2 separate regions of the Homo sapiens genome follow, and region 1 is linked to region 2. A link is a loop called in an ENCODE intact Hi-C map of the cell type or tissue named here. Cell type or tissue: breast epithelium. All regions are shown on one strand. Links, peaks and the distances in the headings refer to the core of each region. The heading gives the core; the rest is flanking DNA.

The links. Peaks named below come from ENCODE experiments on the same cell type or tissue, not always from the same donor. Only the 100,000 strongest peaks of a DNase experiment are listed, where the experiment ranks them.
Region 1: it touches region 2 in a loop (30-fold over the local background); 1 of 110 quality-filtered maps calls a loop at or near these places.

The regions. Positions count from the first base shown.
Region 1 is chr3:192,506,441-192,522,429 of GRCh38, reverse strand. The region is part of intron 2 of FGF12 (fibroblast growth factor 12); the gene reads left to right. It overlaps FGF12-AS2 (FGF12 antisense RNA 2), which reads right to left and starts at 7,408. Exons shown (of 2, transcript NR_046598.1): 1 at 6,922-7,408; 2 at 5,857-5,949. FGF12-AS3 (FGF12 antisense RNA 3) reads right to left here and starts at 5,599. Exons shown (of 2, transcript NR_185499.1): 1 at 5,419-5,599; 2 at 1,032-1,141. RefSeq lists an enhancer at 5,846-7,045 and a silencer at 8,136-8,430. In breast epithelium, for the core only: no CTCF peak of the experiment used is centred there; no DNase peak of the experiment used is centred there; H3K4me3 peaks cover 1,753 bases; H3K27me3 peaks cover 1,573 bases.
Region 2 is chr3:192,452,160-192,468,148 of GRCh38, reverse strand. The region is part of intron 2 of FGF12 (fibroblast growth factor 12); the gene reads left to right. Among named protein-coding and RNA genes, the nearest start is that of FGF12-AS2, 55 kb to the left of the region's middle. RefSeq lists a silencer at 555-849. In breast epithelium, for the core only: no CTCF peak of the experiment used is centred there; no DNase peak of the experiment used is centred there.

The sequences.
Region 1 (15,989 bases), core at 5,392-13,391, 53 kb before region 2:
AATCTTATACGGTATTAATATTTGATTTTGGATTATATATATTATTTCATGTGTGAATCTGATGACTTTTCAAATGTTTAAAAGTAAGTTATATCTTCTATCTAATTCATATCCTCACTCTAAATTCTTTCTGAGCTATTGTTTTTAAATGTAATACAGAATTACAAATATTTTTCCCAATTGGAAAATCACAAAAAAGTCCCCCCCGTTTTTTTTTGTTTTTTTTTTTTTTGAGACGGAGTCTCGCTCTGTCGCCCAGGCTGGAGTGCAGTGGCGCGATCTCGGCTCATTGCAAGCTCCGCCTCCCGGGTTCACGCCATTCTCCTGCCTCAGCCTCCCGAGTAGCTGGGACTACAGGCGCCCGCCACCGCGCTCGGCTAATATTTACTATTTTTAGTAGAGATGGGGTTTCACTGTGTTAGCCAGGATGGTCTCAATCTCCTGACCTCGTGATCCGCCCGCCTCGGCCTCCCAAAGTAAAAGTCCCCATTGTTTTCATTTCATCAATATTTAAATAAATTATTTCTTACATATTCTAGGTACCAAGATATACAAACATAAAAGATATGAACATGAACACCAAAATTTGGAGGCGAAAAGGCTCATAGTCTCTTGGGGGGAAAATATACATGTGCAAGCTGAATAAAATAAATCCTATAATAGAGGAATTGCAGTGTGCTGTGGGAACTACGAGGAAGCTGTGACTGCTTTGGGGGAGGCGGGGAGATAGGAGGGAAAGTTTACCAGAGAGATCGCTGTGGCTTCTATGGTAGGTCTCAAGAAATGTGTATAATTTATAGGGTCAGAGACGTGTTCAGGTGATAGGAGAAAAGGGTGGAAACACCCATTTTGTATTGTGCCCCTCCTTTGGTAATGAGTTTTGACTAATGAGCAATTGCTTTTTTTCCTTGACATTCATAAGTATTTATTATCCTGAACTGATTGACCTCATATTTTGCAAAATAAACAGCTCATATTTTACTATGATGATTTAAAAACATTTTCCTTCCATTTGAATTAGATAACTCATCTTTAAAGTTTTCTTATGGCTAACGAGCTCGTGTTTATTCAAGACAACTTGTTACAGTGCTATTAGAAGAGATGGAAAACGTCCAACTGCAGCCCCAAATCCTGGAGGTATCTATTTGAAGATAAGAAAAAAGTTCTCAAACAAATGACAAAATGTTCAAACTCAATCATAATTAGAGATATGCAAATTAAAACATTACAATCACACTGACATAAATGAAAAAGTAGGACAATACATTATGTTGGTAAGGCTGTGGGCAAATAGGCAATCATATATTGCTGGCAGGAATCTAAATTCATACAAGCCTTCTGGAGTAAAATTCAGCAATACTTAGCATAAATATCTATACACATACTTTTCGACCCAGCATTTCTTTTTCTAGGAGGCTACCCTGGAGGCACACAGAGTGTATTTCTCACAGGAGTATTGGTTAGCAGTGTTTTCTACAATATGAAAATGCTACACACAAGGTTACTTATTGCAGCATTGTTTATAATAGTACAATACTGGAAACAATCAAAAGACCACTACATAGAAGAGTGTGTGTGCATTTGTACAAAAGAAACACAGGCAAGATAAACTAAAGAAACCAGTTACCTATAGGCAGTGCATGGGAAATAAGTGGAAAAAAAGAGGGAACAGGAACTGGCCAGGAGGGATAATGAGGGAATAACGATTATCAAGCTATACTTTTTGGTAAAGCTTTGACTCTAAGTACCATAGTAACGTTTCACGCACCCAAATAAAAAAAATAATTTAAGTAAACTAAATCTAGTTAAATAATTAAAATCAATGTGTATGGAATATAAGTTTACAAATGAATAACCAAACCACACTGAAGAGGATGGGCAAGTAAAGAAGCAACCTAAGTCACTTTCAAAAGAAAATAGTATTTTGATTGGATACTGTAAAGTTCAAGACAAAAATAAGTGTACATAAATACTGTACTCTTGTAATAAGTGTTTCTCACAGGAGTATCAGTTAGCAATTCTCTAACTACCTTAAGTGTATAGTAGGATTTAATAAATAAGTGAATATATTATAAATAACGGAAGTCAGGCCTTTCACTGTCAGAAAGAAGTTACAAATAAGGAAAAGGCAAAAAATAAAATGAACCTGGTGGTATTGACTTAGGATTGAAGTATTAACGATATCTATCTCTATCTCTAGCTCTACATGATATATCAGAATCTATCTAAAAAGATATACCGATAGAAATGTAGAAATAAATATGATGTACGTGTATGTGTATATAGATTTCCTAGCTCTCTCTGCTGAGAGGACCTGAGAGCAATAACACCCCAGTAAGAATGAGGACACTTAGCGCTCAGATGTTGGTTGCTATTGTTCTCCAAAGAAAGAACCCAGACTCATTTGGCAATCATTTGAATCCAGGGCTAGGGTAGAGGGGACAAAATAAACTTGGAACATTATGTGATGCCAAACAATTAAGGAACTGCTAAAAAACAATTGGGGTATGTCAAAAGGACACAATAGCAAATCAGAAGGATCTCCCAATGGCTAAAGCCAGAACAATTTTAGCCACAAAATAAATAATGATAGTATTGGATTATAATCCTTAGAATAAATATCCTTGAGGCCATACTGATATAAATAAATAACTGAATACATAAATAAATGTAGGAGAAGGAACAGCTCTTACAGAATTCCTATTACTTTAGACAGAATAAAGGAAATACAAAAGTCACTGCCGGGCAAACTGCACATTAATAATTGTTGCAAGCAAGATCTGTCAATGGATGCTAAAATCAGTGGATAAAAGTTTGAGGAAAAATAGGACATTAGCACAGCATCAAAGTTTTTTCCTCAATATATTTATCAATTATAAATGAAAAAAATGTAACTTTACAATATGGAAATCTAGTAGACATAACTTTAACCAGGCAATCAAGGTTAATACCACTAACTGACATCATGTACCCTCCCCCCTGCCATAATGATATACTAAGAAGGATACAACATCACTTCTATGGCATTCTTGCCAAATGAATAACCTTAGACTAATCATTAGAAGACATTGGACAAATCCAAATTGAAAGACATTCCGCAAAATATTTGACCAATACCTATTAGAAATGCCAAGGTACTGAAAGACAGGGAGACTGAGGGACCATCACAGATTGAAGGAGATTCAAGTGACATGACAATCAAATGCAATATGGGTCGTAGTTGGATCTGGTACAGAAAAAGGACATGAGGGTGGGGAAGAGCTGGTGAGAGCTGCATAGCTGGTGAGAGCTGAATAAAGTTTGTAGTTTAGTTAATCACAAGGTACTAGTGTAAATGCTCTGGGTTTGATATTTGTACACTGGTCATGAAAGTCATTAACATTAGGGAAATTGGGTAAATGGTATGTATGAACTCTCAGTCTTATTTTATAACATTTGCATAAGTGGAAACTTATGATAAAAAAGTTTGGAAAATAATAGAAGGAGATAACGAAGATGAAGAAGATGAAGAGAAGGAGAAGGAGGAAGAAGAGGAACAGGAGTCAGGGAGGGGAAGGAAAAAGAAATAAAAAAGAACAAAAGGAAGAAGAGAAATTTTAAAATAACATGTTTGCTTTTTTAAAAACAGTATCAAGATTGTATTTGAAGGTATTGCTAAGATGAGAGCTACAGGCATGGTTTTGTGCCCTTTCAGAGTCAATGGGCTATATGCATAACATGGAACAAAAATGCCATGTTAGATATCGTACTGATTTTCATCTTTTAGTTTATATGTTGGTTTCTTTGTGAAAATAAATTTAATATCAATTCAACAGACATTTTGCCATTGATATATTCAATAAAAGTTTTGCAACCTGGCATGATTCTTTATATGTTATTACCAATTCAACATTCTCTTCCAAACAGATAAATATACTGATTAATTGCACAGCTGATGCCAAGAGTGAACAGATGCCTATGTTTAGTCTTAATAGAAAAATATCTTAGATAAGTCACAATTTAAATATCTCAAAACTCCCTTACACAATTATTAATTTCTACAAACTCTTAGTAATTATTTTTAAAAAGAAAAAATTTAGGTACTAGGAATTCAAACACATTCATCCATCATTATATACCAGAATTCCTAATCCTTCTCAAAAAGTGCTAACTTATTTTATTTTGAAGCCACACTGGTGAGTCACTTGCTATAATTTGTCCAAGATGTCTAAGTCAATTAGAAAACAGAAAGAATGGCTAACTTTAAAAAATCCCAACTACAGACAGATAACATAATTTAAAATTTGGGTATTAAAACAATAATATATCTGAATATAAAATTAAAAATATTATTGCCAGTAAAATTTTGAGTTTGGCTTATGGGATAATACACAGAAAGGAGAAAAGATGAATGTTCTTGTTCAAACTAAAATACATCACTTTCTTACCCTTCATGTGCTCCTGGCTATTTTTTTTGTTTTGTTTTGTCTTTTTTGGGATGTTATGATACATGTAAAAATGAATTCTGATATATTGCTCAAGATACTTCAGAAAGACTGTACTCTGTGTGCCTAATTGTGGAAGTGGGTGACAATCACATGAGGAGTTGCTTTAAAAAGCATGAACATTGAAATCCTGATAAGTGTAAGAGCCTTTTTTAAAAAATAAAAAACTGTCTAAGTAATACAATTCTACTGATCAAGTCCCTTTCATACTTACTTACAAAGTAGAAACTTATGTTGATATATACTTACAAAGTACGAGCTTACTATTATCAAATGTCCATACTATACAGTAAGAAAATATTTTGCATTAAAATGTTACGTGCCCTCTGAACTCACCTGAAAGCTCAATACCAACAAAACAATCTATAAATGTAATACTTCAGTTTGTTTTTATAAGTACTGTGATGATCCATTTCCTCTCTGGTCATAAGAATCACTGTGATAGCCATTTAAACAATACAGTACACTATTTGAATATTAATTGTACTGAGTTGTCTTTCCTGCTTTGCATCCTAAAAGTTTACAATCCTGTTGTGGAGTAAGAAGACTCACACATAAATGCTTCCTATAATCAAATAACAGAGCCACTGTATTAGACGTCAATAGTCTAACACCCAGAACCCAGGGAAGTTGGTAATAACACCTTATGTTGCAAAGATAATTAAAATCTTCAAAGCACTTTCACATGTTTTACCTAATTGAACTCTTGCCACAACCTTGCCAGGAGGCAGAGAGGGTTGTGATAAATATAAAAACTGATGCTCAGGAGGTCATATGTGTTTTAAAATCACACACGGACCTGTTCACTCTGCTCAAGTGCCGTCGAGGGAACCACAGCATTGTCCTGTTCATTTGCTATTTTTCCAGGAGTAGCACTTCCCTCAAAGTAAGGAAATAGCTCTAGGTATTGGGTTCCAGAATAGGAGAGCCCTACCGGAAAACCGTGTTCCGCTGCAGCACAAAGGACTATTTTTAGATGTTTTCCTTTTGCTAATTGTCTCTCCCTCTGTGGGGAATTTCTATGGGTAGAATCCCAGATGAGCCAATTTTCTCACTAATTCTCAAAGAGACAGGAAAGATGAAGACCATGGCTCAGGTTGCCCTGGGGCTGCATAACTTCTTCGGTGATGTCACTGCAGTGGTTTTAGGAAGATCTTCAAGGACCTTGGAGCTTAAAGAGCTTGTGATACCACTGAACAACAGGACTAAGAGGCGACTAGAAAGAAAGGCCTGGGCATATCTTCTTGAATCTTGGAATCACCCCAAATGACCTTTCCTGGAGCTTCAGCTTTGAAAGGAGCTAAGAGGGTGTGAACCCAGGTGGTGGCTGTAAACTCAAGCGGCCCTCCAGATGTTCTGGTTTTTCTTCCATCACCTCTGAGAGAAAAAAGGAAGAGACTTCTTCCAGGCAACTTCAAACATCATTTCAAGTGTTAGGGAGCCAGTGGAACCGCGAATGTTTAGCCTATATAAGAGAAAGAGAACAGGTGTGATGCAAACCATTTTTACTCCCTTGCAGGGAAGAGCTAACCAGTTAGTGCTAGGCAGCCTTGAGACAATGGATGGAACAAAGGTGAGGTCAGTTGTTGGCTCAACCTCAGGGAAAACCTAACAGTTTTCGTGCAATGAATTACCTAGGGAGCTGCTGAGTTCACTGTCACCTGGATTATTCAAGCAGAAATTCACTGGTATGAACACTGGCATTCATCGGAAAGTGAAAATGATTCACAACCCTACAGGTGGGGTCTAAATAATAATAATTGCAAACACTATTTTAGCACTTACTTTAAAACAAGTGTTTTCTTAACTCTCAGGGGGTGTGTGAGACAGATGCTATCTTTAACTTTCTTTTAAAGATGAGAAAATTGAGGGACAGAGCGGTTAAGTAATTTGTTCAAGGTCACACACCTAGTAGGAATTTGAACTTAACGCTGCTTGTCTCTAGTGTCTGTGCTCTTAATCACTTGTATTGCTAAGTGTCCCCTAAAGTCCCCTCTTGCCCTGAGATTCCACATAGGGTTACGTCCTGTCACTTCGACAGCATTCTTCCCATGCTTACTCATTGCACTTCCAAAAGGGCATTGTTGGCATCAGGAAAAGAAAAAAAAAAAGAGTCAAGGGGGCTGCTGGGAAAAAAAAATCGAGATCTTTAAACTCATGGAGAAGCTGTTTGGTCATCGGGGCGGGCTGGCAGAGGCAAAGCCTGCCAGAATACTGGCGCCAAAGCGAAGCGCTCTTTTGTCTTCAGATTTCTCGCCTCACCTGCCTCCTCTCCCTCTGTCCCTTCTAGCTCCACTTCCCACTGCACCTATGCTAAGCTTTTCTAGGAGCCTGAAAGGCACGGGGACAAACAAGCACGCCGCTGCCAATCCTCTATCTCACACCCTCTTCCCCACCCAGATTGACGGGGAGACGCCCAGGGTGGTAAGTGACTTACCCAAGGACACAGAGCCCCGACCAGAAAATCCAGGTGTCCAGACTCCCACATCGGCACTCTGTCCACGCCTACGCACACCTGACTTCTCATAGCCGGCACCCAGGAGCTTTCTTTATTCCACGTCCCCGCCTCCCTACCCCACCCCCTAGTTCCCTAGAGTCGCTTCTGACGCTCTGCAGCCTCCGGGGTCCAGCCCTCCCTGCGGGTGCTTCCCTTCCGCCGGATTCCCACACCGGAGTCGCCCTTGGCCGCGCGCAGCCCGCGGGACCGCTGCCTTCCGGGCTGGAAGCCGCGCAGCCCTCTCAGCGCCTCAAGCCCGGGACGGCTGGGACACCGAGGTAGTCGGGCTCCCAGGGCACAGGGTCCGGCACCGAGGGCAGGAGCAGGGGAGGTGCCAAGGACCCCGGTCCAGAAGGCACCTGTAAGGAAGCACCGACCCGCAGTGACGTCCTCCGCGTCGTCCTCAGACCAGCCACCGCCTCCGGAAGGTCTCAAGGGGCCGTGCTCGAGCCCACCGAGGGGTGGCAGCGCCTCGGGCTCTCGGAGGGCTGCCCCCGGCGGACCGGCACTTCCGCGTCCCGGCCCGCCCCCTGCCGGCGCCCGGGCTCCCTCCGGCTCCATGTGCAAACTCCCCTCCACCTGGGCGCGCGCGATGGACTCGGGACCCGGCTTCCGAAGACAGGCCGCCTGTTGGTTGGACTACTAGCGCAGGTGGGCGGGGAGTTGACCAACCCCACACACGCGCTTCTCCATGAAGATTCTTGAGCTTTCTCTGAAGAAAGGAGTGCATATGCTGCAGTGTCTCTGTGGAAGGAGCCTGAGGTCCAGCGACAGCCCAAGTGGTGAGAAAATGTTCTTTCCCCAGCCCCCAAACACTGCAGAATGCCCCCTTCCCTTCTTCCGGGGCCCTCTCCGCCGCCCTCCTCTGCTTCATTCAGCGCTGCCTGTGGCGGAGGGAAGGCGTTTCCCGACTGGGGCGAGGTCAGGGCCCCTCCGCTGGTTCTGTCTGTGGGTATTTTTTCTTTTAAATCCCTGAAGTCATCGACGCTTTGTAGGGAGAGCGCGTTGGCTTTCGCCGGGCGCGCCTGGGCTGAAACCTGCGGGTCTCTCTCCAAGCGGCGCTGGCCGTGACCTGCGTTCGCACCTTCTCGCGGCCCTCTCTGCGATTTGCGAGGGCGGCGCGCGACTTGGAGTTGTTCAGTGTCTCCGAAAAGTTGCTCGTGCGTTCCACAGGAGAGGGGACTTTTAAACAGATGGCTGGCAAGGCAGGTATATTTTCTTTTTCTTGCTTTGTCTGAAAAGTAGACATCTGGCGGTGGTTAGGGGTACGTTTCCCCTGGAGATTTAGCGATTTCTGTCCTTGGTGCTGAAGTAGGAGGGTCCCAGTTAGCCTTGGGCTTCAACCGGGTGCCCTGGGAAAGACTACACGGAGGAAAAGAAAGAAAATCAGAACCTTTGAATGAACTGAGATATTGAGAAAGGCCATTAAAAATTGAATGAAAAAAACCCCACCAAACTAATATCAAATAAGTGTGATTCTTTTATGCTGAAGTCTTGCAAAATGGTGTGCTGTTTCACCACGTTTCCTCCATTGTCTATCTCTAATTGTTTATAAAGTTCTTTAAAAGGTTTGTATAAGTTATCTTTAAAGTGGTGTGTCTATTAATCTTGCAAGGGCTAATTCAGTTTCTGTGTCTTGATTTTCCTTTTACAAACTGGGAGTGGGGTGTGGGAAGAGAACAATGACACCCTAATACATCTAGACAAGTGTCTTTTTGCCAAGAAATATACGTTTTTGGTCCATGAATTCCAAATAATTTTACTTTTCAAAAATTTAACAACATTATACAAGATTTCGTGTTTAAAACTCCATATGTTATTTTGGAGAGTCTGATTCATTTGGTTATGGCACCTATTTTCACTCTGTTCTTGAGCTATGAAAATTATATTTGGAAAGATTATAATATATGTAGGTTTCATTCATTCTTATAGATCTTTGACTTTGTGGTTACTCATCAGTCTAAATGAAATATAAAACTACTTAAAAAGACCTAATTAGAATTAAATAGAAAACTACTAAAAAGAACTGATTTATGAAATTGCAGAACACACTTTCAAAATGGAATCAGCAACGAGATCTCATTTTTACTTCCATGCAGTTCGGAAGATTATTTGTACATTATTTTTTGCCATTATATTTGTAAGTACTAAAACGCATCATACCACTATATTCTAAACGAAGTGGCTTTATGTTAAAGTTTCGTGTTTTGATATACATATTTCAAGAAGCCAGTAGAGATATGTGTTATTATTTCATTTTTTCCTGGTCCACAGTAAATATAATGTGAATAGATCATAACTTGGGTATATGTCTCTTAGAGGTGAAAATTTTAAAACTGTGTAGGGTATGTAATGAAGACAGGGCAGTCTCTCATGTCAAATTAGGAAAGATATTCAGTTTACCTGCAGAGTCAGTTTCCTAAATAGCGATAGATCCAAATAGAAGGGTTAACTTATGTGATTGGACAGCATAGTTTGTTGCAAGTATGGGACTGATTTAGTTGTAACACATTCTCAATAAGTCACTACCCATCTTTGAAACTCATTATTTTTATCTGACAACAGTGGAAATGATAGACATAGCCTGTTATATATATATATATATATATATATTTATTTGAGTATACTCTAGGTTTAACAGTGAGTCTGTGAAAACTTGTGTTTTATTTATATATGCATTTTTACTTAGTGGGGTAGAGGAATTCTTGTAAAATGGTATTTAGTTCCAAGTAGTGAAGTTTCCTTCCCACCCTTTCCACAGACAGAGGTAATATACGGTTTTGTATCAGAAGACTGTTTCTGGGAACTAAACTACCTTTACGAAAATTGTGACTCTTTTAAACTTATGATCTAGTGTAACTAACATGGCCTTGCTGTTTCCTAATTAGTGCATAAATGTAAATTACTATAATAATGGTACCTACCTAATAGATTGTTGTAAGCATTAAATGGATTAATAGCAGCTAAAGATTTAGTTGAGCTCTCATAGTATGCCAGGCACTGTTATAAGAACTTTAAGCCTACTATACACCATGTGCTTAGTATATTTTAGGTCCTTTTATCATTGTGTTCTATTTTAAAGCGATATTTTTTTCATGTGGTCTGTGCCATTAGTATGACCTCACAGCAATTTTTCATGTAATATTGCCATGCCCAGTGTGCATATGCAAATTGAGGTAATGATATCAAACATTTTTTTTCACAGAGCAAATGTATAAAAACAGCTCAGATGAACCACTCTAATTTTTAAAACTAACTTAAGGAGAAATTAAGTAATATTTTAAACAATGTAAGCATGTATAACAAAGTTTTATGCCAGCTGCTTCTTCTCCATTATTTTACAGTTGAGGGAGGTGAGGTCCACAGAAAGGAAATAACATAATTTGTTACAGTAGGTTAAGAGATTCTCCTAACAGATTGCTGAATAGTTGGAATTATAAGCATTTTGATATTTTATTTAAGTTTTATTAAATGAATAGTACTAAGAAAATATAAACTAATCATTTATTTTGAGCTTTTTAGTATCATTAAAATATATTATTGCTCCGGTCTTTCCTCTACATTATCAGATATGAATGTCTTGTCTAGTTTATCCATCATATTAGTTTCTGAGTCCTTTGTACTGCAGTAGGATGGGTATAAGCTATCAAATGGAGGACAATCTCAGACAAGGTTGAGTGGATTGTTTAAGGCTAAATTCTGGGTCTCTTATGATTCTTTTTTTTCCATTTCTCAAAATGAATTTTTTTAAGCATGTAAAACCCATCCATTAAATGAAAGATTTCAAGTTTAAGATGCTAAACAATATTGCTAAGGTTAAATGGCACTTGTATTAATCTGATAATATATTAAGTTTTTAGTTTAAAGGGGAAGTAAAGCAAGTTCATTTTTCTCTAGAGATAGAAACTTTACAAAGAAAAAGACTCACAGAAGAGTAGTGATTAAAACAATAGCTAATGCCTATTCCCATTCCTCTCAAAATGTAGTCAGGGGAAATGTGGAAGCAATCCATCAGAGTGGTGTTAAAATTGCAGGTTCCTCATCACTTCAGCAGGAAAGACCATTAAAATGTTGTAGAAGAGGAATTCCTGTCCTAATGATCAGGCTCCTGAGAAAGCTGGGTTAAGTCTCAATCTGAAACAGAAGGGCAGCATTTTTGGCAGTAGGTCCCTACAGTAGTAGTAATAGTAGCAGGTGTGTGTGTGTGTGTGTGTGTGTGTGTGTGTACACACAATTGCTTCCTTGCTTGCCTGTGTTATCACTTGGGCTGCCCCAGAAAATCAACCTCCTTCTGTGTATAGTTATGACTCTTCTGCGTTATTTACTCAGGGGCTTCTCAGGCTGGTAGCCTGAAGGATTATCAGATGCCTAGAGACTGAGCTAAACAATCACATCAAGTGGCCTTGATGTGGAATTGAAACACTGTAGGCAAAAAAAACCTCAACGATCCTATAAAAAACACATACCTCAAACTCCATCTTTCCTAATCCCTGAAAACCTATGGCCTTTTTACTATCTCTATAGTTTAGCATTTTCTAGAATGCCATATGGTTGGAATAATATAGTGTGTAGCCTTTTTATATTGACTTCTTTCACTTAGTAATATGAATTTAAGTTTCCTCCAGGTCTTTTCATGGTGTAATAGCTCATTTCTTTTTAGCACTGCATAATATTCCATTGCGTGGATGTACCACAATTTATTTATCCATTCACCCACTAAAGAACATCTTGGCTGCTTCGAGACTTGGAAATTATGAAGAATAATGTTGCTATAAACATCCTTGTGCATGTTTTTCTGTGAACATAAGTTTTCAGCCTGTTTGGGTAAATATCAAGGAGCACAGCTATTGGATTGTATAGCAACAGTGTTTAGTTTGGTAAGACAGTGTCAAACTGTCTTTCAAAGTTGCTGTAGCATATGGCTGTCCCACCAGCAATGAATGCAGGTTCCTGGTGCTCCACATTTTTGTCAGTGTTGTCAATGTTTTGGATTTTGGGCATTCTAATAGGTGTGGAGTAATTTCTCATTATTGATGCAATTTACAATTCCCTGATGACATATGATATTGAATATCTTTTCATATCCTTGCTTGCCACCTGTGTATTTTCTTTGTTGAGGTGTCTCTTAATGTCTTTTGACCAGTTTTAAATCAGGTTGTTCATTTCTCATTGTTGAGTTGTCATTAGCACTTTTCACCCAATATTTTGGGTCCTTCTGCTGGGCATATTGTTGGATGGCATTATCCCATTCACTGGAAGTTAGGTGTGGCCGTATGACTTGCTCAGACAAATGAAATGTGAGCAGAAGTGACACACTGGAAGCTTTCATAGCCTGAGCACAACTCACCTCAGGTTCTTTGCTGCAGCTGACATTCAAGGCAGTGGTTACTCCCTTAGCCTGTGTACCTGAGTATCTGTGATGAAGAGCCCCGCCGTATGACCTATGATAGACATTTAATGCAAATAAAAAGTTAAAACTTCTTTTTGTGAGTAACTTCAATTTTTAAGTTAGTGTATTATCTAACTTGCCTTTGTTGATATAATAAGGCGGTGCAGCTTAAATAATAAGATTTAATGGAAAGTTACTGAGCTATGTTGAAGCCTGTTTTCAGTTAAAATGCTCTAATTTCTCTGTGATATCATGTGTAGTATATAATAAATAGATGTATTGATTTCTGTTTGTAGTCTTTTGATAATTAGCTTAGCATACCAAATTATGAGGTTTTGTTATTACCATTCTAGTTAGTGTGTGTCCTGAGGCTAGTTGGTGCATTATTCCTTAAATGATATCGATCTCTTTTCCAAAGATGTAATTAATCCCCACTGATGTTTTCCAAGAACTTTGAGATTATTCTTTCAAAGTTGTAATTTAATTGCAAGACTCTGAAAAACTCAGTCATTCCTTTCTACTTACTCTAAAATGTGGAAATTACCTTTTGAGGCTCCCGATCACATCTAGGAGAGGAAGAGTTATCTCCATTGCCTGGAAAGCACTGACAATGTGGTAGCTTTCATCACTGCTGCAGTTTTGCCAGGCAATGGAAACTGCAAATAAATGCTCCTTTTCTTCTCTCAACTTATAAACAAAGAGTTGTGTGCATTGGGAAGAATATCAGGGAAGTAGTTTATGGTGAAAGGATAGGCTCAATGCTCCCATCTGGCTCATGGGCCAGCAATCCATTTGCCCGACTCTGTGTTAAGCACAGCAGAAGAGAGAAGGGAACCCAGACTTTTTCTGAAGCCTAGGATACTTGCACCATGCCAATTAACCTTCCAAATTGCCACCCCTCCCTTCTTTCTTTCCCTCTCCATCTGAGATTAGAAAGTTAGAGAAATATGTCTCTTGCTTCAGAGATTGCCATTTTCCAATTTAGCAAAAAAAAAAACCCTTCAGGATTGATTGTATCTAGGTTCTGTTTCAGGCAATAGAGACTCAGCAGGGAACTCTATACCTATAAGCAAAAGGTGTCATACAAGGCCAAAGTGCCAAAATGAAGTAATTAGGAGTCTCAGTTTGTTTCAGTTCAACAACCCTTACTTGATTTAATGTTTAATGGTAGAAGTCACCTCAAGGAAGGAATAATTAATTCAATCTAAGATTCATGATAATCTCTCTGAGCTTGAAAAGCATTTAGGAGTTCACAAGGAAGTGCTGGGGTATGACAGATGAGAGCTTTAATGGAAATGAGTAGTATCTCTGTATATTTTACTGGAAAAAAATGTGTTTGAATACAACTAAGATAAAGATATAAAAAGAAGCAATTTTTAACAAAAGGCAATTACTCTACAACTCAGTTCAAGTCTACTTAGCTTTGCCCATATTCAGATATCCTGCAAAGTTATCTATGTGATACCTTTTCTCTGCTCTTGCTTCAACATAAATCCATTTATTTACAGCCAGATATATTAGAAATCAGCTTCTTAGAAAGGTGCAAGTTCTATTCTGTGGTACCAGAGTTATAAAGAGACATCCAGCGAGTACTTATAGATCTGTTATCTCAGTTTCTATGGAGTATCTTAAAACAATGGAATTATTGTTCTTTGTCTAATTTAGTGTATGCAATTGTTATCCTTATGCCATGTAATTTTCACTGGACAATATTATGAATGTCATGTTTGAATATTTCTTCTGATGCCATTAAATGTGGGGCATTTGCATTTCATAGGGTGACAATCAGAAAGATACTGTGACTTTTTTTGAGACAATCTCTCTTTCTGAAATGATCTTTCTTGTTTATACATAAGCTTCTAGTACCGACCTACCCCCTCCACTCATTACTGTTTATAGAAACGATAGCATTGCAGTTGGTGTCACTGATTGCCCACGTTGTTACTTCAATGAAGCCAGCTGGGATGCGATTGCATGGTCTTTAAATAAAACTTAGTGACACAAGATGAATCTCTTTTTTTGAGGGGAGAGGGGTTGTTGCTAGCTGGATCATTTTTCTAAGGCACTAATTATTTGCTTAACTTGGAGGAACTTGAGAACCAGTGAATCGCCATGTTGGTTCAGCATCTGACCTTGGCTCTAAGGAACTTGTGGGTGGATAGCAGAGTTACAGTCATTATGAAGCCATTCTCAAAATGATGATGATGATGATCCTTTTACCCCAACTAATTCCACCATTATGCAAATAAGTCTTTGACTAGAGATAGTAGATGTGCCTGTAGTTCCAGTTCCTAAAAGGCTGAGGCCAGAAGATTAATTGAGATCAGGAATTCTGGGCAGTAATAGCCCTTTCAGCCTGGTGACAGTCTTCTGTTCACAAGCAGCCTGGGGATTACCTAAAAGTGGTGAAAAGGAGAGTGAAAAGTTGGTGTTGCATTGTCTAAAACTGCCATGGTACGGAATATGGAGAACATCAATCATTACCTTTGACCTTTGGGCTTGCAAATCTTATCGTGAGATAAAGTAAGATAGCATTCCTCCTTACAGTTATAGAAGACAAATTAGGAAACCGAGACTTCCCCAGGTGAAGATTTAGGTCTATGTACATTATTTTATCCTGAAAAAATTTATAAATTTTAAATATATTTATATCTATTTAAAATGTCTGTGTGCTTGTATGTGTGTGTGTGTGTGTGTGTGTGTGTGTGTGTGTGTGTGTGTGTGTATTTGGTCAAATGCATTAAAAATTGCTAATGGCAGTATAAACTACAACTAAATGCTAAGCCCCTTAATTGACTGACTGGACCCCCCTCTCAACCAAGAGGCTCACCCCAGAAGAGCCTTAAAAGCTGTAAAAACTGAGTTCATGGCCGGGCACAGTGGCTCACGCCTGTAATCCCAGCACTCTGGGAGGCCGAGGCGGGCAGATCACGAGGTCAGGAGATCAAGACCATGCTGGCTAACACGGTGAAACCCCGTCTCTACTAAAAATACAAAAAAATTAGCCGGGCGTGGTGGCAGGCGCCTGTAGTCCCAGCTACTTGGGAGGCTGAGGCAGGAGAATGGCGTGAACCCAGGAGGCGGAGCTTTCAGTGAGCCGAGATCACACCACTACACTCCAGCCTGGGTGACAATGCAAGACTCCATCTCAAAAAAAAAAAAAAAAACTGAGTTAATGGCCATGACTAGATGGGAGGTCAGATTCGCCGTTATATCCTCTCTGTTTTGCAGTTTAGACACAACTGACCAGCATTGTTAAAATGGAGATCATACGGCTGTTAGAACAGACTCTTTGTGGCCAAAAATTAGCAAATTATAAATAGAATCTAAAGCCATCCCAGGCAAGGGTTAAGTTATGCACCCCTACACTTAAAGAATAAACTATGTTAGCCGGGCTCGGTGGCTCACGCCTGTAATCCAAGGACTTTGGGAGACTGAGGTGGGCAGGTTACTTGAGGCTGAGAGTTCAGGACCAGCCTGGCCAACGTGGTGAAACCCCATCTCTACTAAAAATACAAAAAATTAGCTGGTTGCAGTGTTGCGCAGCTATAATCCCAGCTACTCTGGAGGCTGAGGCAGGAGAATCGCTTGAACCTGGGAGGCGAAGGTTGCGGTGAGC
Region 2 (15,989 bases), core at 3,623-11,622:
ATCAGACAGGAAACCCACTCTTTAGTCATAGAACTCCATGTCTCTTATGTATTCATGCAAAAGGGGGCTGTTTGAATTTCCGTGTCAGGACTTCCCCACTGTCGGGAGTGTACCATGGAAATTGGTGTCCTTGGTGAACCCTGGTCCAAGGTCCACGCCCTTTCATCCTCTGCCGAGGAGGGGAACTTTAGTAAATGCAAATAGCAAAGACATTTGAGATGTATATGGCCTGTTGTGCTCGGTGCCTGCCGCTGAAGACTTCTTTTAGAGCCTCTTCTAGATGTCAAAGCAAATGTGTTCTCTGAGACAGCTTTGCTACATGTTAAGTGTAGGACATTGACCTGGGAGTCAGAAGACCTGTCTTTAAGTTTGAGCTCTGCCATTTCCTAGCAGGGAGGCATTGGGCATTCAGTGGTTCTTCATGTGCCTAGTATTTTTATCTTTAAAACGGGCCTGAATCTTCTATTGCTAGGAATTCACAATCATGTAGTCCTCTTTTAAAAGACAAACAGAGACCTTCCTCTCTGTAAGTGTAGCTGTGTTTCTTGACATAGCATGTCAGAGGCAGCCAACCTGTGAATATTTCTTTCTTAATTATGGTAATTCCATATAACCTTCCACGTTTTCCTCTTCAGCACAGTGCTCTAGGCGTCCCGCTCACCTGTTCGGCGCACAGTCTGGCTAAAGTAGAACTCTGCTGCCATCATCTGGCCAATTCTAGGTACTGTAAGGCTGGGAAACTAACAAAAGAGTAAACAGATTCAGGAATTTACAGAATCATAGACCTCTAAGGAGGTGGGAGATCCCTCAGAATTCACCTAAGCCGATCCCTTTGTTAATAAGGAAACTGATGCCCATAGAGGGAGAGTGAACTGCCTTGTGCTACTTACTGATCAGTGGGAGAATTAGGAGCAGAACCCAGGCCCATGCAGTTGAAATTAATTTTCCGACATATATGATGATAGGAAAAAGATTCGAATACTACAAAATTTGAATAACTGAAAAAATTCTAAAACCTTTTGCACAGGGCCTCTCTAGATTCGTCTTCTTTTAAATTTACTCTATGCAGATGTTACAAACAATTAAGAAAAAACCTAAAAATTATAAATAAGAAGAGCCATTATCTATTGTTTGTATCATCTTCCAACAAAATGGATATTTTAACCCTAAAAAAAGGCAGAACATAGCTAAAAATATGTGGCGATATTATATTACTTTTTTTTCTCATTTCGCTGAGGGCTAATGCAACTTCTTTGCTGGTATAAATGTCTGTCTACAAACCACATTTGAGGGAACTAGTTATAATGAGGAGAAGCCAGGGGCTCTGGATTTTAATAACTGGGTCTGATTTCAACTCTTCCATACCCTGTGAGTGTGAAGTAATTTAACCTTGATCAGACCCCTGACCTTCTTTCTCTTGTCCCCCATTTCCTCATCTATGCTAGTGAATAGCTTCCTCACAGGAAATTTGCCAACATTAACTAAGAAAATTAAGGTAAAATTGGTGGTAACCTGCAAGCACAATAAGTATGCTTATTACTTTTTTATAATTATGGAGTAAATTGAGATGAGACAAAGAAATTTGTTAATGATATGGAGAGCTCTCAGGAACCCCTTTCGTCTTCTGCTGAGGAGGGACCCTTTGGTAAATGCAAACAGCAAATACATTTGAGAGGTATATACCTGTTGTGCTCGGTGCCAGCCACTGCATATGTGTGAATTTATTACATGTTTAATTTTGTCTCTGAGTGCGTGTGTGTGTGTTTAAGTGCTTTCCTGAGGATCTCGAAGACCACGCATACATTCTGTGATTTGCTGGAAATACTCACAGGATTTAGTAGATATCGTCATGTGAATGACATAACAGCATTACAGTCAACAAGAGACTTGCCTGTATGATGGTAATCCTATAATGTTATAATACCTTATTTTTACCGTATGTTTTCTGTGTTTAGATATGTTTAGATACACTAATACTTACTGCTGTTACAATCAGCTGTGGTGTTAAGTGCAGTAGCATGCCGTACAGGTTGGTAGCCTAGAAGCAGTAGGCTATGCCACATAGCCTAGGTATGTAGGAGGCTGCACCATCTAGGTTTGTGTACGTATGCTCCGTGGTGATCGCACAATGCTCACAGTAGCGATCGCCTGATGATGCATCTTCCAGTCATTAAGCAATGCATAAGCATAGTTGCACTATCCACTGAAGTTTATTGCAGGGAAAGGAAATATAACAGGATCAATAGGGGAAAAGATACTCAGAGACTGTAGAGATTCATGCGGAGGCTTCTGATGTTTTCTGTCTCCTCTGAGGGAGCACTGAGGGTGCTCTTTTCTTCAGCAGCAAAAAAACGCAGTAACATGTATACAATGTTTCTTCCCAGGAAGCTCATTAGAGACAGAGCATGCAAGGAAATTACCTGACTTGGGAGTGGGGGTCGGGGAGGGCGACAGTCACGTAGGCACCCTCTGCCTAGCAGCTATCAAAATTTAAGAAAAGTAGCTATTCAGCATAAATCGCATTGTTTGTATAGACAGTCTGTGCACAGCAAACCATCTTTATCAGAGAGAGAATGGAGGGAACTCTCCATCGACCAAGTTTCCAGACGCCAGCCCAGGGCCAACCTTTCAAGACAGACACTCTAGAGACAGCAGCCTCAGTTCCACTTTCTTAACTTTTTTCTGCACAGTCAAGATAATTTCTACAGATTCTGAGTGTAGGGCAAGTCTTGGGTTTATTTTTATCAATATGGTTTTAAAAATTCATGTATTCACCTTATATCCATATGTTAATTCTCAACTTTTACCTGATTGTATATTTTTAGACGGTGTTTCGGAATTTGGGATTTTTGGAAGAAATTTAAATATTTCACTGTTGCCAGGCTATTTCTTTGAAAAGTTAAGTCTTCAGTGGACTCAAACATAGAGAAGTTTTATATTGCCTTATTAACCAGCTAATTTGCATTTAACTTAAGAAAAAGTTCTGCAAGGTAAAAATTCTTCTATAAGTTTTTAACAAATAATTGGGATTTAATCTGCCCCAATTTAGATGCCAGTGAGGAATTTACATTATTATACACCCACAGAAATATCATTATATAATGTTAAATTGAAGTTGTACTGTGTTATATTAATTAAAACATACATGATCTGTAATAAGAAAGCACGGGATATTTGGGGGCCTTTTCTCATTAAAATCAGATCACAATGAGATAGGAACTTCTCCTCCACTTGATGCTTTAGCTTTGCTCATTCAGCTCTAGGGCATTTTTCTTCTTAACAGCCAGACCTCTCAGAGGTGTGTCTGCACCTACTGTCTCTATTGCCACACCTGTTTTTAACACATTCAGGCAGGCTTGCACTACCCTTCCCCAGTCCACAGGAAAAAGCTGTAATCCAGTTGTGTAAAGCAGAGCCCCTTCTCCCAAAGGAAACTTCTGCCATTCGGTCCAGCAATCCTGCTACTAGGTATCTACTCAGAGGAAAAGAAGTCATTATGTGAAAAAGAGACTTGCACATGCATGTCATTACAATTAGCAATTGCAAAAATATGGAACCAGCCCAAATGCCCATCAATCAATGAGTGCATAAAGAAAATGTCATACACACACACACACACACACACACACACACACACACACACACACACCATGGAATACTACTCAGCCCTAAAAAGGAATGAAATAATGGCATTCACAGCAACTTGGATGGAGATGGAGACCGCTATTCTAAGTGAGGTAACTCCGGAATAGAAAACCAAACATCCTATGTTCTCACTTAGAAGTGGGAACTAAGCTATGCGGATGTAAAGGCATAAGAATGAGACAGCGGACTTTGGAGGCTCAAGGGGAAGGGTGGGAGGGGGGTGAGGGATACAAGACTACCCACTGGGTACAGTATACACCGCTTGGGTGATGGGTGCACCAAATTCTCACAAAATCACCACTAAAGAACTTATCCATGTAACCAAACACCACATGTTCCCCCCAGACCTACTGAAACTAAAAACAGCAACAGCAGCAACAACAAAACTCATCCCTGGGCCCCACCCTGAGCAGTGTAATTGGAATCTCTAAGGGTGGACCCAGGCATTGTGTGTTTTAAAAACTTCTCACGTGCCTCTAATTTGTAGTCAAGAGTAGAACCACTGATCTAAGAGTAGGAGTAGAAAAAAGAGGGTAGTATGGCAAGGTTGGAGAGCTTCACCAGTGAGCCGGGTTTGGGTTGGGAACACTGGCAGGAGTCATAGTATGGACGATAATAAAGCATGTTGTTTTGCAGGTAGCTTTGTTCTTAATTTAAAAAAACAAAAACAGAAACTAACCTAAAAAAAGAACAAAACAGATGAATACCAGCTACTCTGATTTAAGTGAGTTAAGGGACTAAATCCTACCCACAAGCTCTTACTCTTCCATCATCCTTTCACATGATTCCCTGTCATGCCTAGAGCTTCTGGAAGCAGAGTTCCGAAAGCACCCATCTAGGTGCCAGCCACTGTGCTGGGCTGGGAAGGTGTCGGGTGGTTTTTGGGAATCAAAACGCACGACTGTTAAGTGCAACTGGCAGCTCATAGGATATGTGATGTTAACTTTTGGGAATGGCCAGGTAAGCTTGAAGAGTTCATCCCCAAAAGATAAAACCATAACCAGTTGATGGAAACAAGGTATGTCTTTTATTATATAATATTTTGATAATTCCTTTGAACAACGACAACAACAACTTTTTTTTTGAGACAGAGTCTCACTCTGTCACCCAGGCTGGAGTGCATTGGTGCAACCTCAGCTCACTGCAACCTCTGCCTCCCAGGTTCAAGAGATTCTCCTGCCTCAGCCTCCCAAGCAGCTGGGACTACAGGTATGTGCCACCACACCTGGCTAATTTTTTGTATTTTTAGTAGAAATGGGGTTTTGCCACGTTGTCCAGGCTGGTCTCGAACTTCTGGCCTCAAGTGATCCACCTGCCTCAGCCCCACAAAGTGCTGGGATTATAGGCATGAGCCACCGCACCCTGCCAACAACAAAATCTTCTATCACCCTAAAGTAACAACTTTGAACAGCTTGGTCTGTTCCTTTCTAATGCCTTTGATATTATTTTCCCTCCTCTATACCTGGGGATTTATTATAACTACAGTTTTCCAGCTTGCTCTTTTCACTTGACACAATAGCATGAGCATGGTTTCATATCCCCACAAACTCTTCGTACATCATATTTTTAATATCCCTGAAAGCTTTTCGTAAGCCATTACAGTTGTGTAGCTTCTACAGAGTGCTTCTCTTATATGGCTGCATATTTAAATTTCTTACATTATAAATCAGTTATTTGTATAATTAATATATATCATTATCATATGAAACTTTATACATAAAGTCCTTTTTAAAATGTATTAAGTCTACTGTAGGCTTTTAAATCAAAAGTTAGGGGCATTTGTACCTAATGTCCTCTCAGTGAACTGTCATATTAAAGAACCTTGGTAATGCCTTCTTAACTATCTGAGAGTTCTTAACTTGCCAATAACTCTGTGTCAGTCTATTTTCTGTTGTTTATAACAGAATACCTAAAACCAGGTAATTTATAAAGAAAATAAATTTATTTCTTACACTTATGGAGATTGAGAAGTCCAAAATTGAGGGGGCATATTTGCTGAGGACCTTCTTGCTGGTAGGGACTCTCTACAGAGTCTTGAGGTGGCAAAGGGTATCACATGGCCAGGGGGCTGAGCATCCTGCCATACTAACTCAGATCTCTCTTCCTCTTCATGTAGAGCCACCAGTTCCTTCCCATGATAACCCATTAAATGCATGAATGGATTAATCCATTCATGAGTCAGAGCCCTCAAGACCCACTCACCATTTAAAGACCTCACCTCTCAATACTGCCACATTGAAGATTAAGTTTCAACATGAGTTTTGGAGGGTATACTCAAACCATAATAATCTCCGTCCAGAAGAATTTATACTCCCACTGTTTTATTGACATTAGAAATTCTTAATAGTTTCAGTGTTTGTTAATTTTATTATTTTAATATACATTTCTTTATTACTAGTGAGTTTTAAAAACATGTTTTAAATTTCAAAATGAAACAAGCCATATATTTTATTTGATTCATTTTCTTATCATCCAATAATCATTAAGTAATAATGTGTGTTTTTTTTTTTCTTGTGACAGAGTTTCGCTCTTGTTGCCCAGGCTGGAGTGCCGTGGTGCGATCTCAGCTCACTGCAACCTCCACCTCCCGGGTTCAAGCGATTCTCCTGCCTCAGCCTCCCGAGTAGCTGGAATTACAGGCACGCACCACCATGCCTGGCTAATTTTTTGTATTTTTAGTAGAGACGGGGTTTCAACATGTTGGCCAGACTGGTCTCAAACTCCTGACCTCAGATGATCCCCCTGCCTTGGCCTCACAAAGTGCTGGGATTACAGGTATGAGCCACCGTGCCTGGCCAAGTAATAATGATTTTTAAAAAACATCTTCCCCACACTTCTGCTTACACACATACTTCTGTTTAGGGTCAGATAACTGAAAAGTGAATTCAGTTATAATCTCAGTTATATAGCTTGTAGGAATGAGAACATAAAATTTCTTTAAATTAAGAAATAAAAACCACATCAGATAAAAATACTGATTAGGATTTGATAGATACTAGTTTATAATTTACCTTATAAATATGATGGAATTCCAGTCACTATTAATCCTTCACAGGAATTTTGTACTCTTCTCTTACTTTAGGGTATTTAACCTAATTTGGGTATGTTCTATAGTGCTCACCATTTTTGATATCACAGTGCCAATATTTTCAATTGTCATTATAAATTAGGCAAATGTGTTCCATGAAGATTCTGTTTAACTTTCTTTTTGATGATCTCAAGCCTGAATGTTTTGAGCTGGAGGTGTGCATGTGGATCATTTTTTTGGCATGTCTTTAAGCATGTTCCTCCCAGTGTAATTCAAGGTATATTTGTTATTCAAAAATAAATGTTTTACAATGTTCATTTACAAAAATCCCATTGTTAAATGATTGCATTTTCTGAATAAGCTTCAGCCTGTGAAAAAATGTGTCCTGTATGTTATATAGGTTATCACATTGAGTAAACATTACTTGAAACAGATCATGGATTATAGATTTTAAAACTGGCCCCCATATCACTTAGCACAAACTGTGAGCCATACCACATGCTTAATGAATATATGTACTCTGGATAAAAAAGAAAGGTGCAAACACTTAGCAGTACCGTATGGCAGGAAATACATAGGAATTAAAAATGCTTAACTTTTTGCTCCAGTTCAGTTAAAGTGATTGTGAGAAATTCATTTTAACTCTCTAAGCCCCATGATTCTTGCCCTAACCAGCTTAGAGTGCTCTTGAAAGTAGCAAATTAAATAATATATAAGAAAAAAGTTTCCAACTGTAAGGCACTATCTAAATGCAAGTAAATGCAAAGTGGATATATATATATATATATATATAAATATATGTGTGTGTGTGTGTATATGTATATATTTGTTGTTGCTGTTGTTGTTTGTTTTTGTTTTGTAAAGGGGTGAGTGTGGAGCTACAGAGGGGAGATTCGGAAAGCGTCTGTAGCCTGTGCTTGCTGGTTGCAGAGCACGTGTACTCTGCTTGCGGGTTTAAAGGCACTTATGTGACATTTGTTTCAGAGTTGATTCTCAGAGACCTGATACATGAGCCTTATATTCCACTGTTTTTCAGTGGACATCCTGAACTTCGCTGCCATTCCTCTAGCTCCGCTCTGAGGCTGTGGGCAAAGCTCAGACAGAGAACTCAGGCAGGTTTCTGAATTTAGAAAAAACTCCCTCTTCCTACCCGAACTTAAGCATGAGTAGGAATAAAATTTGTGTGATCCAAGTGGTTAGTTCAGCTGAGTCTTTTGGAAAAGGAAGAAGTTCAGGCAAGGAAGAAAAGGTTGGAGCATGCTTTACATTTTCTTTGCCTATTATGACTGAGATCTTGTGCTTGTCTTTCTCATTAGGTCCCTAACAGTCAACAGAGTGTTCCCTAACTCCCCCCTCCCACAAGGTAGAGTTGGTTACCTTTCTTCTCACCCACCAACTCTTCTTTGTAAGTATTTGCATTATCCCCATATCGTAAATGTACTTATGTCTGTTCATCCTGCATGACTCGAAGACTAGATTGATCTAGATCATCTTTGTAGCTTAAAAGTCTAACATGTCTCTCAGTACATGAAAGGTACTCAATGAGGGTTTTTTGAAGGATGTTGAATCACCTTCTGTCTCCTTCTCTCCCTCTCACACACACACGCACACACACAAACACACACACACACACACACTAAACATACATGCAGGAAAGATTTCTTTTCAGATTATTAAGAATTTTTCTTAAAAGGTTGTACAAGTATAAGCAATGCCATATTTTAACCAGTCAGATTAAAGCACATACATCTTCAAAACTATTTTATTTTTCCTTCTGGAAACCATGCAACCATTCTAAATTTGATTCTATTATTAATCCACTTTAATATTTGAATCAATGTATGCAATGTGCCCAAAGACAAGGCTCATGCAGAATGATGCCTTGTTTTTGAAGACAAAAAAGATTAAAATGTCTGGTTCCCATGGGAATGTAGCCATAGACATGGAAGCAATCAAATAAGATTCACAGTTTTGTAATGTTGTTACTGCACAGCATTTTCCAAATCCTTTCATTTTGAATGTAGCATCATAACAAATGCGAGTTAAACAATTTAAGTTGACCAACTTATGTCTCCTAAATACCAGGCAATTCTTTTGAAATGAAAGAGAATCAGATGTAGGAAATGCCAAATTTTGTTGCCGTTTTATTTAGCATTCACAACAAGAATTGAAGCTCAATTTTTAGATCTGATGAGAAGTTTGCTAACTTAACTAAGTTGGTGAAATCGAGCAACTCCAGTATTTGATAATTTAATTCTGAATTGCTATGGAATTCTAGGAATTATGTTACAAAAATAGACAAGATGAAGTCTCTGCATGTATTAGCCTGTTTTCACATTGCTGATAAAGACATACTCTAGACTGGGAAGAAAAAGAGGTTTAATTGGACTCACAGTTACACATAGCTGGGGAGGCCTCAGAATCATGGTGGGAGGTGAAAGGCACTTCTTACATGGTGGTGGCAAGAGAAAATGAGGAAGAGGCAAAAGCAGAAACCCCTGATAAACCCATTAGATCTCGTTAGACTTATTCACTACTGCAAGAACAGCATAGGAGAAACTGCCCCATGATTCAAATTATCTCCCACTGGATCCCTCCCACAACACGTGGGAATTGTGGGGATACAATTCAAGATGAGATTTGGGTGGGGACACAGCGAAACCATATCATTCCACCCCTGGCCCCTCCAAATCTCATGTCCTCAAATTTTAAAACCAATTGTGCCTTCCCAACAGTCCCTCAAAGTCTTAACTCATTTCAGCATTAACCCAAAAGTCCACAGTCCAAAGTCTTATCTGAGACAAGGCAAATCCCTTCTGCCTATGAGCCTGTAAAATCAAAAGCAAGCTAGTTCCTTCCTAGATACAGTGGGGGTACAGTTATTGGGTAAATACAGCCATTCCAAATGGGAAAAATTGGCTAAAACAAAGGGGTTACAGGCTCCATTCAAGTCCAAAAACCTGTGAGGCAGGCAAATTTTAAAGTTCCAAATTGATTTCCTTTGACTCCAGGTCTCACATCCAGGTCACACTGATGCAAGAGGTGGGTTTCCATGGTCTTGGGCAGCTCTGCCCCTGTGACTTTGCAGGGTACAGTCCCCTTCCTGGCTGCTTTCATGGGCTGGCATTGAGTGTCTGCAGCTTTTCCAGGCACACAGTGCAAGCTGTCGGTAGATCTGCCATTCTGGGGTCTGGAGTAGGGTGGCCCTCTTCTCACAGCTCTACTAGGCAGTGCCCCAGTAGGGACTCTGTGTGGGGACTCCGACCCCACATTTCCCTTCTGCACTTCCCAAGCAGAGGTTCTTCATGAGGGCCCCACCTCTGCAGCAAACTTTCGCCTGGGCATCCAGGCGTTTCCATACATCTTCTGAAATCTAGACAGAGATTCCCAAACCTCAGTTCTTGACTTCTGTGCACCTGCAGGCTCAACACCACATGGAAGCTGCCAAGGCTTGGGGATTCCACCCTCTGAAGCCACAGCCCAAGCTTTATGTTGGCCACTTTTAGCCACAGTTGGAGTGGCTGCGACAGAGGGCACCAAGTCTCTAGCTGCACACAGCACAGGGACCCTGGGCCCAGCCCACAAAACCACTTTTTTCTCCTTGGCCTCCAGGCCTGTGATGAGAGGGGCTGCAGTGAAGATCTGTGACGTGGCCTGGAGACATTTTCCCCATGGTCTTGGGGATTAACATTAGGCTCCTTGCTACTTATTCAAATTTCTGCAGCCAGCTTGAATTTCTCCTCAAAAATGGGTATTTATTTTCTATTGCATCGTCAGCTGCAAATTTTCTGACTTTTATGCTGTTTCCCTTTTAAAACGAAATGCTTTTAACAGTGCCCAAGTCACCTTTTGAACGCTTTTGCTGTTTAAAAATTTCTTCCGCCAGATACCTAAATCATCTCTCTCAAGTTCAAAGTTCCACAAATTTCTAGGATGGGGGCAAAATGCCACCAGTCTCTTTGCTAAAATGTAGCAAGAGTCACCTTTGTTCCAGTTCCCAACAAGTTCCTCATCTCCATCTGAGACCATCTCAGCCTGGACCTTATTGTTCATATCACTATCAGCATTGTAGTCAAAACCATTCAACAAGTCTCTAGGAGGTTCCAAACTTTTCCACATTTTCCTGTCTTCTTCTGAACCCTACAAAGTGTTCCAGCCTCTGCCTGTTACCCAGTTCCAAAGTCACTTCCACATTTTGGGTATCTTTTCAGCAACACCCCACTCTACTGGTACCAATTTACTGTATTAGCACATTTTCACACTGCTGATAAAGACATAGCTGAGACTGGGAAGTAAAAGAGGTTTAGTTGGACTTACAGTTCTACATGGCTGGGGAGGCCTCAGAATCATGGTGGGAGGTGAAAGGTACTTCTTACATGCCAGTGGCAAGAGAAAATGGGGAAGATGCAAAAGCGGAAACCCCTGATAAAACCAACAGATCTCATGAGACTTATTCCCTACCACGGGAACAGTATGGGGGAAACTGCCCCCATGATTCAAATTATTTCCCACTGGGTCCCTCCCACAACACATGGGAATTATGGGAGTATAATTCAAGATGAGATTTGGGTAGGGACACAGCCAAACCATATCACTGCATGTGTGGATTTATGTTATAATCTAGAAGAGAGTGCCTAGCTTTTGAGTGTATAGGAATCATACATTCTCATAGTACTACCTCTATTCACTGCAGTATGGTTGAACTGAGTCTCCAAGATATTTACTAAACATCTATATAGCTAAACCCTGCAGGGTGTAATTCTTACCTTGCAGTCCTTATCTGCAAAGAGTTCATACATAAAATGTTCTAGGTGGTGGTATTTAAGTCATTTCATTTTTTTAACTTTTAAATTATTTTTAAAAATTTTTGTGGATACGTATTAGGAGTATACATTTATGGGGTAAATGAGATTTTAAAATAACTTAAAGAATCAAATTAGATCATTTCACTTATTTTAAAAATGTATTCATCAATTTTTTTCTACAATAAGCCTGTATCACATTTATAATAAAAAAGATTAATCTTTGGAAAGTATTTTTAATGAGGTATTCAAAACTATCTAATTGCAATGAAACTCCATTCTCTAGCCTGCTTGACAGCAGGCTTTGGGCTAAGATATCTCTAAGTCTCAGATGACCTCTGCCTCTTAATTCCAAGTTTGGTCAGTGGCATAACAAATTTGGTTTTCCAGTTTCTTTTATACATAATCCTGAAAGTAGAAAGAAATTTTTGATAACTGTGTAGGTCTAAAACATAACAATACATTTCGAATTTTAGAGCATAATTACATTTCAAATATTTTCTCTTGTATTCTTCATAAATTGTGAAAATGTAATAGACATTACCATGTTTTTATCATCTCTCATATTTTGTCATATACCCAGAATAGTGATACCTAATGTATCAATCATCTTTTCAGAGTTTAGGTAATGTGAGTCAGGTTGAGTTGATAACATATTATGGACCCAAAAGACCAGTTACTGGCTTTAGGGGACCACCTCTGCAAGGCCCCACTTATTAACCACTTTGCTTCTGTCTTGAGCATCCCATGAACTGTGTGAAGTATGTTTTCATCTTTATGATTTTTAATGCATGTATGTGGAATTGTGTTTGAGGGACCAATGGAACTGTTGACATTTGGTATCATGGAGGCGTGTGGTTATTCTGAACATATTCTCAGTTACATCTACTAATATTCTGCAGAAAATCTTAGAATTATTTATGATAGAAACTTAAAGCCATCTAAATATGCAGAAGCATGGTAAAGACTAAGTGCATTAGAGCAAATCATTGGAATATTATTCAGTTATTGATAATGTTATAAAAAGTTTATAACAACACGTATGTTTATATTTAGCATATAATGTTAAATAAAAAAGTTATAAAATGTTATCATTGCATCTAATCCCATAAACACAATAAACTGTGTAGAGATTAAAGAGATCCTGTGTGCAGAAGGGGCCAGCCCTGACCATCTCTCTGTCTAAATATATGATGTTATCATTTCTATTCTGCTGTAGGTACACCATGTTGATGCAGAGTTTCCTTGCAACTATTTCTCTTCCCAGAATTCCACATAAGATTTGGGTCCAAAGGCTTCTGTACTCTCAGTTTCTTCCTGATCAAGAGTTTCAATCTTCTTGTCATCACCCCATCTGAGTTGAGAACTAGAGTGACAGAGTCATCAGAAACCTAAGAGGCTCAGAGAGCTTTTGATCCTCTTCTTGTCCCCTCTCCGAAACAGTATTTCTCCTCCAAAGAGTTTCTATGTCTGCATTTTATGTGGTGGAAACTTTCTGTACATCATATTATTCTTCTTTCCAACTCTATAGGCTTTTAATTTTAGGAAGTAATTGCCCACTCTTTTCCAAGCAATAAGTCTTATGGCTTAGCTTTGATGTTAGAAGTTCAGTAAAAGTAAATTTCTCACCAGTAAGAGAAAATACATTGAGAATTGGGGGAGTTTTTTAAAAAAGTATTCTCCCCATTTGAAATTAATAATTAAAATAATTATTAGAGAAAGTGGAAATATTGTAAAAACTGAGATGTCCAAGCCCACAGACATCCAGAATAGATGTTGAGCCTTGTAATGTCCGTCTTATTGTTGAGCTCACAATTGATTGTCTGGTTATGTACCAGACATCTTCTGAATGTGTCACCTGGCCTGTTCTCTAGTGTGACACCTTTTTCTCCTCAGATCTGTAGTAATTAACAATCAGTATCATTTTAAATTTTTGGTGAAATTATCGCTAATGGTTTTGTGTCCTTTGTCATTTTCTAAAACTTTCTTTGCCGTGTGAAAAGGGCTGGAACTATGTAGTCTGAGAAGTATGCCTTTGACACCTTGCTGTGTTTCTCTCCTTGCACCATGTTTATCAGACTACAAGGTTTAAGCCCTTTTTAGGTTTATGAAGTAAGCCTTTTATTCCTGAATTTTTTTTTCTCCTTGTACTTTTCAATTATTTTTCCTTATTTTAGAAGTATCTCTCTTTTTGAGTGCATAACATTTCTAGACTGTATTTGTACCAGACACTCCCCATGTTCATTTTATTCTGCTGACGAAACAGGAAAATCTTTGTGTTTTTGATAAGGACTGTGGAAATAGAACATGCAGGCCTTTCTTGTTAAGAGAGATGTAGGCTGGCGCAGTGGCTCATGCCTGAAATCCCAGCACTTTGGGAGGCCGAGGTGGGTGGATCACGAGGTCAGGAGATTGAGACCATTCTGGCTAACACGGTGAGACCCCATCTCTACTAAAATACAAAAAAATTAACCAGGCATGGTGGCACGCACCTATAGTCCCAGCTACTCAGGAGGCTGAGGCAGGAGAATCGCTTGAACCTGGGAGGTGGAGGCTGCAGTGAGCCAAGATTGCGTCACTGCACTGCAGCCTGGGCGACAGAGCTAGACTCCATCTCAAAAAACAAAACAAAAAAAAAAGGAGAGAAATGTAGATATACATCTTTAACTTTTTGCCAAATTTTGATTAGAAAGGAAATAATAGACCAAAAGTATTGCATGGAGAGAAAGAAATATCTTTGGTCCTAAATATGTATTATTTACATAGATATTATACTTATTAAAAATACTTCAAGTTTATAGAGAAATAAAGTTTAAACCCAGATTAGTTAAATTTGATTTAAACAAATGGATTTTGCTAACTAACTGATCAAGGCAAAGATCAATATGAGCGTGAAATTGGGAGACTAATCCCATGGGTCTTCATGCTAGGAGAGCTGAGCCCAAGCCAAGCAAGAGACATCCCCTCATCCCCCAATAAAACAAGCAAAAGTGATCACAGATCAGTACTAAATCCTGACAAAAAAAATGCAAATATTCTCTGAAGGAAAGCAAACATAGTTAATCATTTTCTAATAATACCTTAAAGAATTAAAGTGTTTTTACTTCCATTTTGGAATTCAGTTCCCTAGGAGACAAATAGATCCTCAGAATGTAAAGATATTAGATAGAATCAGATATGACCTTGAAGTTAAATGTGACCAAACTCTCCAAATTTTTTTTTTAAAAAGGGGGGGGCATTCTTAATGACCCTTCAAGAACCAAGAACTTCATATATTAGAATGGTCAGTTTCAGAATAATACAGAGCTATGTATAAAATATTTTAAAAGTAAAATTTATAAGTTTAGATATAGAAGGAACAAAAGATTTTCAAATGTGATCAAATTAGTTTCCCAAAAGAATCAAATACAACTTTTAAAAGTGAAAGATATAATTGAAATTAAAAACCCAATAGATGGTTTGGAAGTATATCAGACACAGCTAAAAGAAAGAATAAATGAAAAGGGAGACATATATGAAGTGATTACCCAGGTCATAATAATGCAGAGAAGGAAGGTAGAAAATATGAAAGAAAAGTTAACTGATATGGAGGACACAATAAATATCTAAGCTAGATCCAACTGGAGTCCCAGAACGAAAGGACAAAGGCAGTTGAGAAAACAAGTAACTGAAAATTGTCTGGAATTATGGAAAGATACGCATCATAGATACACAAAGAAACAGGCACATTAGGTAGGTTAATAAAAAATATGCATGTATATACAATAAAATATTTGAATGTCAAAGAAAGTATAGTGAAGTTTTAGAACACCAAAGAAAAAGAGATCTTAGGAGCAGCTAGAGAGAAAAGACTGATCATCTGCAAGGGAACAATAATTAGGTAAAGAGAAGACTTCTAAAAAATGGAAGCTGAAAGACCGGAGCAATACTGTCCACATTTTGACACAATCACGGACAAGGATGCTGAGTGGAGCCACATAGGCTGTGCACTGAACAACTCCAGAGGGGTGTGATTCACATAGGATTTAGTTTGTGTAGTGTTCCCTGGAGTTGGCCAATGCAGCATAAAATAGAATTTTGAACTCAACAAAATTATCTTTCAAATATGACCTGTAATTTTTCAGGAAGTAGAAGAGGAAGCAATTTCAGCCTCATATCATGAGACCAATAGAACCCTGTTACTAAAACTTGACAAAAATACTTAAGAAAATTAGTAGAGACTATAGCACGTAACACAGAGCCACAAAAAATCCATAATAAAACACTGACAAATCAAATCCATTAATGTATCAAAAGGAGAATAAATTATGGCTAAGTGGAGTTTGTCCTTAGAAAAGAAGTTTGGTTTATCATTAAAAACTCACCAATCTATGCAATTCAGCATATTAACAGAATAAAGGTTAAAATTCACATGGTCAACTCAACAAATACAGAATAAAAACATTTAACAAAATTAAACACCCATTCACAAAAAAATCTCCTAGCAACTGAGAAATATAAGGATCTTTCTCAAT